Linked DNA regions of Mus musculus: region 2 is linked to region 1. The links are chromatin contacts, found by Hi-C in ENCODE. All regions are on one chromosome and are shown on one strand. The core of a region is the stretch at or near the end of the contact, and the rest is flanking DNA. Distances in the headings are between cores, read along the strand shown. Region 1 overlaps Pde4d (phosphodiesterase 4D, cAMP specific). Region 2 overlaps Pde4d (phosphodiesterase 4D, cAMP specific).

The links. A loop is a pair of places that touch in the nucleus more often than their neighbours do.
Region 2: a map of T-helper 17 cell shows a loop between it and region 1 (2.8-fold over the local background). The contact joins two enhancer-like sites. A Hi-C loop is called at or near these places in 1 of 37 maps with a recorded cell type or tissue (T-helper 17 cell).

Annotation. Positions count from the first base shown.
Region 1 is chr13:109,565,839-109,572,807 of GRCm38, forward strand. All of the region lies in intron 3 of Pde4d (phosphodiesterase 4D, cAMP specific), which reads left to right. Among named protein-coding and RNA genes, the nearest start is that of Gm32703, 130 kb to the left of the region's middle. Within about 2 kb of position 3,806, at least 1 of the 3 ENCODE cell types and tissues checked has a DNase peak (open chromatin) inside an H3K27ac peak, as active enhancers do.
Region 2 is chr13:109,729,454-109,736,422 of GRCm38, forward strand. All of the region lies in intron 3 of Pde4d (phosphodiesterase 4D, cAMP specific), which reads left to right. Among named protein-coding and RNA genes, the nearest start is that of Mir1904, 170 kb to the right of the region's middle. Within about 2 kb of position 3,122, at least 1 of the 3 ENCODE cell types and tissues checked has a DNase peak (open chromatin) inside an H3K27ac peak, as active enhancers do.

The sequences.
Region 1 (6,969 bases), core at 2,556-5,055:
CTATATACACACACTATATAGATATAGATATAGATATAGATATAGATATAGATATAGATATATATACACACACACTACATGCACACACACACACACACACACATATACATATTATATAGGAACAGCTAAGCAATATAACTGAGTTCCCAAGCTATGCAACTTTTTTCTAATTAGTCTTCATTATTTAAGCTATGCCTTCATGCTGAAAGTACTACCTGAAAACTTGTCATTTGTCCCATGTGTCATTTTGTCTGCATGGTATCTTGTAAGTTTGACTACATCAATTGCTAATACTAAGGCCATGTGGACAATCATTTTAAATTCTCATTAAGTAACTGATTGCCTATACAACTACAGACAAATTACAACAGGATGTATGTTCAAGCAGTTCAATCTGGATGGGAATCAATGTGATTACATAAACTGTCATCAGAGCCTTTTGACATGTCACACTAAAACCATATCAACAATCTACCTCAGTGCCTTTAGAAAAGTATTTCCTGAGATTAAACCCAATGTATTTCTTACATATATGAAAAAATGTTCCTTCGAGTATTTTATCTTTCACTAACTTAAGCTGTTTTAGCATTTAAATGCAGGTCTATATTAATGAATAAATACTGATTTTTAATAATATGGTGCATGCATATTGATGCTCAATAAATCAGATAATTCTAGGACAACTGATATTCAAGTTAACTTTAGGTCACTGGTGGGTGTGATAGCTGCATTTCATTCTATCCACAATGCTAATATTATGATAAGAATCAGACCAGGCAATAGAAAATTTACTTAATTCCCACCTCAAATTCAAGCCAATTTTAATTTGACTTGACATGTATTCACGTCAAATGATGATAAAGCCAGGAAAGAAGTAATGATGTTCAGAATATGTGGGTCTTGTCATACTGGGACATATCTATGCCCAGAAAGTGGTCTACTCTTTGTATTGTGGTGGGGAAATCTCATGTCTTAGAGTCTATAAATATTCAAAAGAAATCAAATTTAACTCATATGTGACATTTTCTACATTCATTAAATATCATATCAAATGGAATAATTAAGAATATGTTGGGTGTGCATGAATCTCTGTGACAGAAGGAACACGGTCCTGGGAGTCTGTAAGTGACAGGAGCCATGTTACCCAGCCCACTCTATATTTGTTTCATCCACCCACTTGTTTCCCATCATTTCCTGTTCATCCAAACTGGACATGCAGAGCTGCATATGCTGGGAGCTCTGTACTGTCGGCAACACTGCATCCCAGACAGATGGGGACCAGAAAAAAGTTGTTTCCTCATTGGGGTGGTTCTCAACCTAAAACAGTGGTTCTCAACCTATGGGTTGCAACTCCTTGGGCAAACCTCTACCTCCAAAAATAGTTGCATTAGGATTAATAATTAGCCTGACAGTATTACTGAGGCTATGGAGGCAGTGCTCACAAAAAGGACCTATCATGACTGTACCCCGAAAGACCCAACAAGCAGCTGAGTCAGATGCAGATTTTTGCACCCAACCAATGGACAGAAGGTGCTGACCCCTGTGGTTGAATTAGGGAAAGGCAGAAAGAAGCTGAGGAGGAGGATGACTCTGTAGGAGGACCAGCAGTCTCAATTAATCTAGACCCCTGAGATCTATCAAGCACCGGACCACCAAACCAGCAGCATACACCATCTGATATGAGGCCCCAACACATATATGGCAGAGGACTACCAGGTCTGTGTTCATTCAGAGATGATGTACCTAACCCTCAAGAGACTAGAGGCCCTAGGGAGTTCAGAGGTCATGTGGGGTAGGGGGTGGGGACATCCTCGTGGAGAGAAGGGCTTGGGGAGGAGGTATGGGATGTGGAACAGTCTGAGGGTGGACTGGGAAGGAAGTAAAATCTGGAGTGCAAGTAAATAAATAAATAAAACTGGAAAAAAAGGATTAATAATTAGCAAAGTTACAGTTATGAAGTAGCAAGGAAATAATTTTGTGAGTGTGGGTGGTTGCCACAGCATTGTATTAAATGGTCACAGTATCAGAAAGGTCAAGAATTTATGCTTTAAAGGAATCAGTGCTGGTCTAGAATGTCCCTCTTTGTTCTCTGCCCTGTTGTCTCATGTTATGATTTTCCCCATTACACATTTATGTCATTGTGACAACATAAGATGCTTATCAGTGCTGGGGAGGTGACATTGAACCTCCAAAACTCACAATCCTTTCCCCCTTTTAAAAAGCAACTAGCTTTGTTTATTTCATTGTAGCAATCGAAATGAACTGATCATGCAAATGAAGACTGCCCCACCCGCCACCCCACCCCCAGGATGTGAGCTTGCATCTGATAGGCTGGAGTTGACTACTATTTACTGTGCATATGTGTTGAAATGCCACATCCTACCCCACTAATATGTATAATTAATATATGATAAAAATAAAATTGAAAAAAACCACCAAACTTTCCAAAGGATCAAATTATTTATCTCATTCTATTGCAAAAAAATAAATATTATACATGAATGGTAAAAGACAATGTCCCTTGGCTATTATGAGCTTCCGAGCAGTGTGGCACTTGCTATAGTAGATGCTTCCTATGAAGAGGGGATCACACCAGAAAGTCAGTAGAGAGTGGGTTTAGCCATTTTGCTCCTTGGTGCCAATACTTTAGCCTTTATTCTTGTCAATAAAGAAAAAAGTTACTGCCCTGCTCTACCACTCAACAATGTTTAACTGTTTTCTTTTGCTCTTGTGTTTTCTTTATACAAACTCAGTCGGGTGTCTTTTTCTTTCCTATTTCTTGCCTTCTATATAGTTGTATCCAAAATGTCAGGAGGAAAAAAAAAAAAAAAACTATACTCCTTAGTTGAGCAGGATAATTGCTTTAGAATATGTAGTGAGAAAATACAAGCAAAGGTCAAATACTGAATGTATCTACTGTGCTAATCTACATTTGTGCTTTAGAAAGCACACGTCACTGAATGATTTAAAATACTCTCGTACCATCTGTTCTCTTGGGGTTTAATACTGTCTGTGATAGCAAAATAATCATGTTAAATACATTCTAGATATAGGACCCTGCTGTTCATAACGGGAACGGCACTGGTAATTCAGACGCCCTTGCCCTTTCTCTTTCCGTGCAATTACACCATTGATTTTCCTGTATTTGAAAGGAGAACAACACAGGACATGTTTTTTTCCTAAGTAGAACAAGCAGTCCAGGAATTCTGCCATTTCTTTTAGAGAAGTAATAGAGAACACATTAAGTAAAATGTGCAGACATGTGCTGTAAAGGAAACATGGCGTATGATTGGCGAATGGCGTGTGCTGTCGGGCATCTTTGTGTCGGCTCTACGAAAATTGATCAAATTGTCATTCATCGTCCAGAAGTCACGTGATCAGTTTCAGCTCAGAGATTCTGTTCTGTGCTTGGCACGACAGAGTGTGAGGATGTCTGTGCAAATGGAATGAGATTACTTCGGGGATAATGTTGATGGTCCCCCGAACCCTTGTCACGCTCTGTGTCTGAATCATAAACTACAGACTTTCACGATGACTGAAAATTTATTTACGTACTGAAGCACTGTATACTCCCCCCAAAATGCTGTACACTTAGTGAGAATAACAGCCTTTTCATTCTCCTTTTGTGCCTCTTTTTGTAAGGGAAAATAATAATTTTAAAATAATAATAATTAAAAGGATTGATAGCCAATAGTGTACAATTGTGGCCAATGATAGGTTCTAACCACGTATAATTCATGTGTGTCGGTCCACTCTCCTTAGCCTGGGCTGGCCCTGTGTGGTGCTCCCTAGCAGGAAGTGTTCAGAGGGTCGCTGTTGAGCAGATTTTGAGGGTATCCCCAGTACTTTTGAGCTCCCAGTACTTTTCATATTTGCCCTCCCCTCTCAGGCATCTTTGGCTGCTACATGTATCCCATCTGCTTCTTTTATTTTAATTGCAATTTAGAAAAATCTTTCCTGGAAGAAGACAGAAGTCAGGAGACATCATTATTCTTTGCAAAAAAACGTCTCCAGAATGGTCATTAAATCACCCTGTCTTCTCATCGCCAGGCCAACAGTGCCATTTATATAAATGCTGCTGTCAGTCACTTGCCCTCTCCTTGAATTGTCTCTGACCACCACTCACTCTTCCCCTGATTGTGTTCTTGTTTATCCAAGAAGGCTACGACAGAGTGAACTCAAGAACGTGTGCATTGGAATTTGTCCTTTTTTAAATATAGAGTTGTTTACTTCCTGATCTGTTATCAACTTATATATCCATATGTACTCAATACTTGATGTTAGTAAGCCATATGTGTGTGTACATATGTATATATGAATGTGTACATATATGCATGCATATGTGTACATAAGAAGATATATAAATATATGTATATAAAATATATGTGCACATATGTATATAAATGTACATATTCCTGTATAAATATAAATATATAAATAATTTGTATGAATATATATATGATTATATTTATATTTGGGGAGGTACTTAGAGGTTAAGTATAGGGTCCTGGAAATGTTAGAGAAGCCTTCTACCAGTGAGATATATCCCCTTCTTACAGACTGTAATTCAAGGCTTTTTTTTTTTTTTAACTTTCTACTTTTTCCTTTGAGACACGATTTCACTGAATTGCTCATCCTTGTCAAAAGACACTCAGTTACCCAGGCAGGACTTGAACTTATCATCTTCCTGTCTCTGACTTCCAAGTTCCAGGGATTAAGGGTTTGTGCACCAGTCCCATCTGGAAACAAAATCATGTTCTCAGCGCCCAGTTTGTGTTTTCTCTATCAGTTACATCACTTGTCTAAACTGATTCTTCATTCAAAAACTCACTCATAACATCACCTGTATGAAAATACCATAAAAATTACGTACTTTCATGTGGGAAAGGTAATTGTAGGGTCTCTTAGTGTATAACCATATAATGGTGACTTGTTTGGTTGGTTGGATAATCTAGGTGGCTATGTGTGTAACTGGTTGAACTTCACAAAGGAAGAAAACCAAGGAAGCAATTTTTCTCAATGGTCGCTCATTCATCCATGGGACAAACAGAGAACGAGGCCTTGGAAGGGGCAGTGAAAAGCAGCAGTCAAAACCCAACATTTGCTAATGAAAATAACCAAGAGTTCAAGGCCACAATCTGAATCAAGAATGTGTTGACACTACCATGAGCCACTTTCTCCACTATGACCGAGAGATTGAAGCTGATTCTTTCTCTCTCTCTGACCCGCAAGACTCACATCACACACAGAGTTTAGTTCTGATCCTTTAAGAGAAACCAACAAGCAGGAATCATTCCAGAGATGTGTTTCCAAGGTGGCGAAACCTCTGGAAATCTGCATCTACTAGATGTGCTAGTACATGTCTCAGATCTCGGTGCTTGGAAAGAGGAGACATGGAGCCCAAATATGGAGCTTCAAAGTTATTACTGGTCACAAAGCAAGTGACTTTAAAGCCAGCTTGAGCTACATGAGGCCCTGTCTTTTAAAAGATAAGAAATAAAGAAATTAAAAAAACACCAAGTGGTAAAATAAGGGTTTCAAATACAAAGAGTTTCAATTAGGCCATGTGGCCCAGAACAAAAAGTAAAATCTCTCTCTAGCCAACCACAGGGCTCTAAGGTCTCAGATTAAGGAACAGTTCTCTGAAGGTTAGATCAGTCTTTACTATTTAGATCTGTACAAAGATAAGCCTGGCACTGAGTGCAGCAGCGTGATGCTGTGGCAGACACTGAAGCTGTCTTCTCCTTGTGGAGTCTTTATACCTTGGGAGAAGGCAACACCTGAGCAAACCTCCAACTGGGAGAATCGATTATGTGAAAAAGCCTTAATATGACATCTGACAACTCCAAGCAAACGCTCAGTGGACATTTTAGCTATACATATGATTGCAGTGACTGTCCATGAACATGTAACTTACCACTTGTCTAATAGTAATCAGGAAAGATGCTTAAATTTTTCAAAAGCTGTTTAAAGGTTTAGAGCCAGCTTCTGTTGTTAAATATTTAAGGTAGTTAATAGCATTCTGTGTTACACATGACAGATCTAATCTTAATTGACATTTCCTCCTAGCCTTTATACTCTCTCCTACCTACATTTGAGATTCACTCAGCAAATTTAACAGAAAAACTAAATCTCAGTGGCTTATATTACATTATCTAGTAACTAACACAGACATAGCTCATCAACAAAGGAGTGGTCATGACAGGAAAAAAAAATGGCTCTCTTCCATTAAGTAAAGAAGATGACCTCACACCAGTCAGAATGGCTAAGATCAAAAACTCAGAGGACAGCAGACGCTGGCGAGGTTGTAGAGAAACAGAAACACTCCTCCATTGCTGGTGGGATTGCAAGCTGGTATAACCACTCTGGAAATAAGTTTGGCTGTTCCTCAGAAAATTGGACATAGTACTAACTGAGAACCCAGCTATACCACTCCTGGGCATATACCCAGAAGACGATCCAACCTGTAATAAGGACACATGCTCCACTATGTTCATAGCAGCCTTATTTATAAGAGCCAGAAGCTGGAAAGAACCCAGATGCCCCTCAACAGAGGAATGGATACAGAAAATGTGGTACATTTACACAATGGAGTACTACTCAGCTATTAAAAATAATGAATTTATGAAATTCTTTAGCAAATGGATGGATATCATCCTGAGTGAGGTAACCCAACCACAAAAGATCACATATAGTATGCATGATTTATTTCTAATGATTCTAATTACAACAATGAATTTATGAGTATATAGCACCTGGTAGGGGACATTACTTTAAAGATCCCTATAATATATCCATTAAATATTTCCAATGTTTTATTTTACCTAGACTAAACTAATTAAATATTATCAACATTTGCTCATATATCCAGAAAAATGAATAGAAATAAAAATACATTTAGAAGAAGAAGAAGAAGAAGAAGAAGAAGAAGAAGAAGAAGAAGAAGAAGAAGAAGAAGAAGAAGAAGAA
Region 2 (6,969 bases), core at 1,872-4,371, 160 kb after region 1:
ATAGGTTAGATCTCAGAGACTAGGATGGTAATTTTACATAGGACAGTATGAGGCTAGCCCACTATGCAGAAATTTTTTACTATGGTAAAATTGAGCTAATAACTTGGGAAAACATTACCCAGGCCGAGAGCACCACAGTCGTAAAGAGCCCTAAACAAGAACATGTGCACATTTCAATGGAAAGAAAGGCGCTAAGTGACCCAAGATGAAAGTAAGATGTCATTAGAGAAACTTCGGGGACCCAGATCCCCAAAGGCCTGTGGCCATCATGAGGACATGGGGACTGGTGAGCAGGGACTTTGCCAGGACCTGATTATCATCTTAGCATGATTATTCTGTCTGCAACTTGGAGAATAAGTGTGAGGGAGTGGGAGGACGCGGGGGCACAGCACAAAAATATGTCTCCCAGTGCAAGCTTCTTAAAACAATTTTAGTTTGTTCTGTATTAAAAAGAAAAGAAAAAAAGAACAGAAATGGTTGTTCTCTGCCTCTTCTTTGCCTGTGGAGTTGGAAAACTGTGTTTGGGAAATGTGGTTTAAAAAAAAAAAAGCCTGATAGAACCAGAACAAGGGAAGGGAAACTGAGTCAGCGATCCTCACAGGGCTCTTTCTGACAGCCCCCCCCCCAATAAGTCAGTCTAGAGAACTCTGTCCTTTATATGTTATGGACAGTAACCCTTTATTAAAAATGTGGTTTGAGCTGGGCACGATGGCATGCGCCTTTAGTCTCAGCACTTGGGAGTCAGAGGTGGGCACATCTACATGAGTTTCAGGCCAGCCTGGTCTACAAAGTGAGTATCTAGGACAGCCAGGGCTACACAGAGAAACCCTGTTTCAAAAGAACAAAAAAAAAAAAAAAAAAAAAAAGAAGAAGAAGAAGAAGAAGAAAAAGGTTTAAAAATGGTTCCATCCACCTGTAGGTTGCTTTTTTTTTTCCCGTGTTTTTTGGTTTGTTCTTTCCTGTGCAGAATCTTCTTAGTTTGACCTAATTCACTTGTCTGTTCCTGTTTCTATTCTCATCCTTTCTTATGCATGTTCATGCATTAAAAGACTAAAATTGTGGGACCTGTCTCTACTGCTCATAATAACCAGCAACGTTTCTGCAATGCCCACCTAAATTCCAACATTTTTCAATGAAGTAGAAAAGCAAGTCTACTAGCAACTCTGAAAATTCATATAGAACCACAAAAGACCACGAATAGCTAAAACAGACTTAAAATATTGCTGTATATGTGTGTGACTTACTGTGAGTGTGGGCGAACCCATGCCATAGCACACGTGTGGAGTTCAGAGGACAACTCTTCGGAGCCTTCTTCGATTAAGACTCTCTCCTTGCAAACTCCCTCAACTGTTGTCATCTCTGTGGAGCCCTTGTTTTCAAGCACAGTCATATTATAAACAACAGCTTCCAGGATTAAATATTTGATCCACCACACTGGTCTAATAAGTGTCTCATAAGAAAAATGGAGTCTGTCTGTATTATTTGACCAAAATGCACAAGGCCAGTCCAGCTTTTTTTCTCTTATATCAAACTCCACTATATGAAACTCCAGGCATCAACTTCATCTTACATCCCCTTATTGTCCTGTGTTACTTGAGACTGTCACTTGTCACTGACAAGCCATAAATGACTATTGTTTCCTGAGATTTCCTGATACTTTTACTAGTAAACTGTCCAATATTTTACTATAAATAAGTATATACTGTCAATGCCAGGCTTTTGCTCATGAAAACCATGTGTGAAAGAGTAATAAAATTTAGTTCATGTGCTCTTTCTCTCTCTCTCTCTCTCTCTCTCTGTGTGTGTGTGTGTGTGTGTGTGTGTGTGTGTATTTGGGTGCATGCTCACTTGTGTGCATGTGTGCACATGTATAGGACAGATCTGTGGTGCCAGTTTTCTCATTTCACCTTTATGTAGGTTATGGGGGTAAAACTCAGAGGGCAACAAGTTCAGAATAACAAGTGCTTTACCTACTGTGACATTTTGTAGACAATACTGCGGTTGTCTTTTTTTTTAATTGAATATTTTATCTATTTACATTTCAAATGTTATTCCCTTTCCCAGTCTACCCCTCCCCCTGAAACCCATTACCCCATCTTCTCTCCCCTTACCTCTATAAGGGTGTTCCCCCACCCACCCACCCACTCCTGCCTCCCTGCCCTGGTATTTCCCTATACTGGGGCATTGAGCCTCTTCTCCCATTGATTCCTGACAAGGCCATCATCTGCTGTATATGCAGCTGGAGCCGTGGGTCTCTCCATGTGTGCTCTTTGGTTGGCCCTGGGAGCTCTGGGGAGGGGGATAGTGGTCTGGTTGGTTGATACAGTTGTTCTTTCTTTGTGGTTGCATGCCTACCCTTTATGGAAATATACATAAAAATGCACACAAACAGCCAGAGTAACATTTAATCTAGCAAGGTAATAAAATATCCTGAGTATCCTGTTTACATGTGATGTTCAGTTTTTGGTTGAGAAAGCATCATATGTGCATATCACTGTATGCAGTTTTCTATAGACTCTGTAAAAATATCAAAATAGTTAATTTTGTGAAGTGTTTTCTTTATTGCAGAATTGCTATCTGGCTTGCAGAAAACTGTTGAGTGGTCCCATATCACTAGTGCTCATAAGAAACACATTTTATAATCATAGGGGACTGATACCAATGAGTGAAATACTTGATATAGAGAGGAATTCTTAATCATCATCCAGACATCCTTATACATGAATGAGTGTGGGCATCCTTCTCCTCCCCAGTGGCTAGACACCAAGTAGACCCATTGGATAGCCAACAGCCAGGGATGCTGTACTCTTGGGGCAGTTAAACAAAAATAAAACCAAACAAAAAAATCTCCATAATAATGTAATTGCCTCTAGGCGCACACTACATCTGGAGATGAAAGACTGACACATTGTTTCTACCCACTATATTCAGCTACAGCCTGAGCAATTCTGGGGACCTCTATGCCTTCTGTATTTCCTACCAGGGAAGTGTTCTTTCCCCTTGGTGAGTCTCTACCCTTCTGCCAGGATGCTACCACACCAGTATCATGGAGGAGGGTAGATGCCCTCAAAACAGCTGAAGCTGTAAGAACAAACTGGGCCAGCATCTGACACCTCATTGATGGCCAGGGCACACTCCCCTGATCTGTCCCATATGTCCCTTCCTCCCTCATGTCTCCATTTAGATTCTTCACCAAAGTGTTGTGTTTAGACACACAGAGTGACTCACATAGAGACAATGATCTTGGTGGATGATCTCAGTGGAAGATAAAGATTAACAAAACTAAAACATTGGCCGCTGGCTATCCTGGGCATACACTAACTACCAGGCAATGAGATAAATGCTTTCTAACCATATTCTCTTCTAATCCTCATAATGGCCTCAGAACTACCTGTGTTTCTTCATCAGGAAGTGGGACTTTAGCAGGTAAATGATTTAGCTAACTAATAAGGAACAGAACCATGGCTCAAAGTTTAACCCTGTTTTTTCTAACTTAAGCCCTCTTAGAATCCCTTCACCTTAAACGTGGACCACAAAGCCTGTGTTGTGAACACACCCTGATCCTGAGCACACACCTTCAGAAGCAGTATACAGCTGCTTCGTTCTGGCTTTACTTAAGGGTCCTAGGGTTCCCCTGAGCATTCAGCCAGGCCTTTCCCAGGAAGCCTCTAAACAGAATGCTTAGTCCAGGGGACTCATGTTGATAAGGATTCTTAGGAGATTAGCCACTGTAGTCCTTATTGGGTCTCACCTCACAACCCTGCAGTTGGCATTGCGTATACGATCCTAAGGGCTAGAGGAAATGAAATGAAGAATTCACTCAGGAACAAAGCAGGCTCAGGGAGAGACCCACATGATAGTTGAGAATCAAAATATTCCCACCAGAATATCAGCATCTACCTTCAGGGAAAAAAAAATGGTGAGAAACGACCCTTAGCAAACAGTTACAAGGTGAGTAGACAGGAGGCATGGGCAGTTACGGCTTCTGGATCGGAGGTAGATAAGACTCCATTACTATTATCCATTGATTGCACTAAAATGGACCAATGGGGAGATCTGGGCGCAGTCCTGTTGGTTGTCCAGCTTTTCTGATTTCTGTCTGTCTCTTGAGGAAAGAAGGCTCCATAGAAAAAGATTGCCAGCCACACATAGCCTTCGAGATCTCTGAATGCATCAGGCCAACAGGTCCTGACTCTTACTGGTCCCTCCAAGGGACCAATATAGTTGTACCATCACTTTCCTACAACTGTCTGTTGGTGAAAGCCAGCTCTTGTAAGACGTGTGAATGCCTGTGCTGTTGGGGGAGGGAGGGGAGAATACACGGGGCATTATAGTATCTCACTGTTGTCCATGAGCTAATTCCCCTCACAGACTTCCAGACACTCCCTTAATCCCAAGAGAATCCTCCGATCCTGCAAAGAAATCTCCCAAATGGGCTGTCGAAGAATCTGCATTACACCCTGCTGGTGTATTCAAGTTTTTTTTTGAATGAAGGTTTAGCAAATTGCAAAATGTTAAGTTGCAGAATGACCTTTGGCGTGTGCGACCCATGAGTTGCCCAGGATATGGCTTTCAAAGAGTTAACACTGAAAGGTCTGTCCCAGTAAGGATGCTAAGAGCTCTTCTGTTTTCTTACCATCATAGGAGACATTGAAATACAAACATAAGTACAGTGTTAGTTCTCCCAGGCTCTAGAGTCAGACAGTTTGGGTTTAAAACAGATACCTGTGAAGAGTAGCTCCCAACACATTATTTAATGTAGAGGCACTTTTCTAGATCACAGGGTTGCCTTTGGTTAAATAAAAACTAGGGAACTGTGGTGGCCCCTTCCATTAGTGAGGATGTGATATGCAGAAAGCAGAATGTGGGGCACACAAAGCACCCCCCCAAAACTTATCATCATTGTCAATGTCGTTATTATGATCGGATACTTTGCCCCCTCGATTCTTTTGCCACGTTCCCAAGCTTCAGATTATATTGTGTCTTGGGCTTCACCTGACTGGCTGTGAGTCTGGTGGGAATTCAGCAGGCCTCTGTGTGAACCAGAGGATGCTTAGGAAACTCACCACTCCTTGTCTCCTTGACGCACCCCCCATCTCTCTCTCTCTCTCTCTCTCTCTCTCTCTCTCTCTCTCTCTCTCTCTCTGTGTGTGTGTGTGTGTGTGTGTGTTTATTAATACCAAGGACTGTGGATGAAACCATGTTTCAAAACCGAGCAGCTCATCTCAAGTCATTTCTGTTTTCAGCATAAAATAGCTCTCAGTTTAAATGAAGCTAATTTTCAGAAAGCTAAGCCCATAATAGGTAGTCTCACGTTTCCTTGATTTGTAGCCCACAGCGTGAAGCAAGAACTGACTTTTGTTGTTTCTACCGAACAAGACCTCTCTGAAGGTGTGCCCCTCCTTCTCATAGTTGAAGGGTTTAGTTAAGAAGCCTTTTATTTGGGAGGGGCTCCCCCCTCTTCCTTTGGTTCTCGATTTATTTTCTATTTCGTGGCTATTCTACTTTCTCCACAGTCGCAGAAAGAACACCTTTATTTTTACAAATGAAGCCACATGAATGTAATGAGATTTACCACATCTCAGACCTGGGTATTGGTTACTAAATGGCCATGTATCTTTCCACACATCTCTTTATAGCGATCTGACGTGGGCACGCCTTGGCCTGGTTTCTATTCACACTCCCAGCCTACCTGTTGGCTGTACCATACAATGTTGCCACTTTTTTTTTTTTAATGTCCCCATGGCTTTTTAGTGCCAGCCCATGAATGCAGTCTATCTCTGTGTCCTGTTCAAATACATTCACTACAACCCTTTGCCAAGCTTGCTTCTGTTGCTCCCCTTTGAGCATCTTCAGCTATGCCTGGGCTCTCTACTCCTTCCTTGCACTAAGCTTCCTTTATATCTGTTGTCTCTTGGCATATCTGATTTCCCAGTTCATACAGCACTATGCTTTATTGTTTGGGGACTATTCATAACTAGTGCTATTCATTTGGCCTTTGTTCCTTTGTAGATTTTTTACTGCCTCATTGAGAAATGTTATGCTTCATATATCTGTGCCCCCCCCCACACACTATTAATCTAAGAACAAAGAACTATGCAAGCTTGTTCACTAAATTCTTCATTATATAAAACCTTTCTATAATGTTATTCACCACTGTTGATATTTGGTAATACTTTGAGCTAAGTGTTTTCAGTACTCTAGCTTTTGCTTGATGATGAATGTTGGTTAAAGAAGCACTTACTATACTGGAAAGCTGGATGCTGATGGAACCTCAGACTAAATGCCTACCTCCCAAATCACTCTAGTCTGAGAAAACTTGCATTCCCCAAATGTAAAAGGCTTTCCCAGCCTACCACTGATATCAATGGTGCTTTGCTTAGTATAACGGACATTGAGTGATGTACTGTGGAGGATCAGTGATGTCTTCCTGAGTAATTTTAAAGTAAAGGCCCAATAGAATATCAGTTACTGATCTCAGCCTCTCCTCCCCAGCCTGGTCCTAGGGCAAACTCTTCACCATGTGTGCATGGTGTGTGCCTTTAGTCCCAGCTACTCCAGGGACTGAGGCTGGAAGGTCACTTGAACCTTTAAGGTTTTTTATTTGTTTGTTTGTTTTGTTTTTCTTTTTTGTTTTTCAGTTTGGTTTTTCGAGACAGGGTTTCTCTGATTAGCCCTGGCTGTCCTGGAACTCACTTTGTAGACCAGGCTGGCCTTGAACTCAGAAATCCGCCTACCTCTGCCTCCCAAGTGCTGGGATTAAAGGCGTGCGCCACCACCGCCCGGCTTGAACCTCTAAATTACAGACTAGTCTGATCACTCTTTGAAAAAGAAAGAAATGAATTCCGTTTCAAAGTAAAGCTCATGCAAATGTTTCACAGATTGGTATAGTTTTAATAATTATTTATAGCAGTTTAATAGTTTTTTGTGGCATTATCTTAGGTAATATTTAAGAGGTTTGCATGAGTC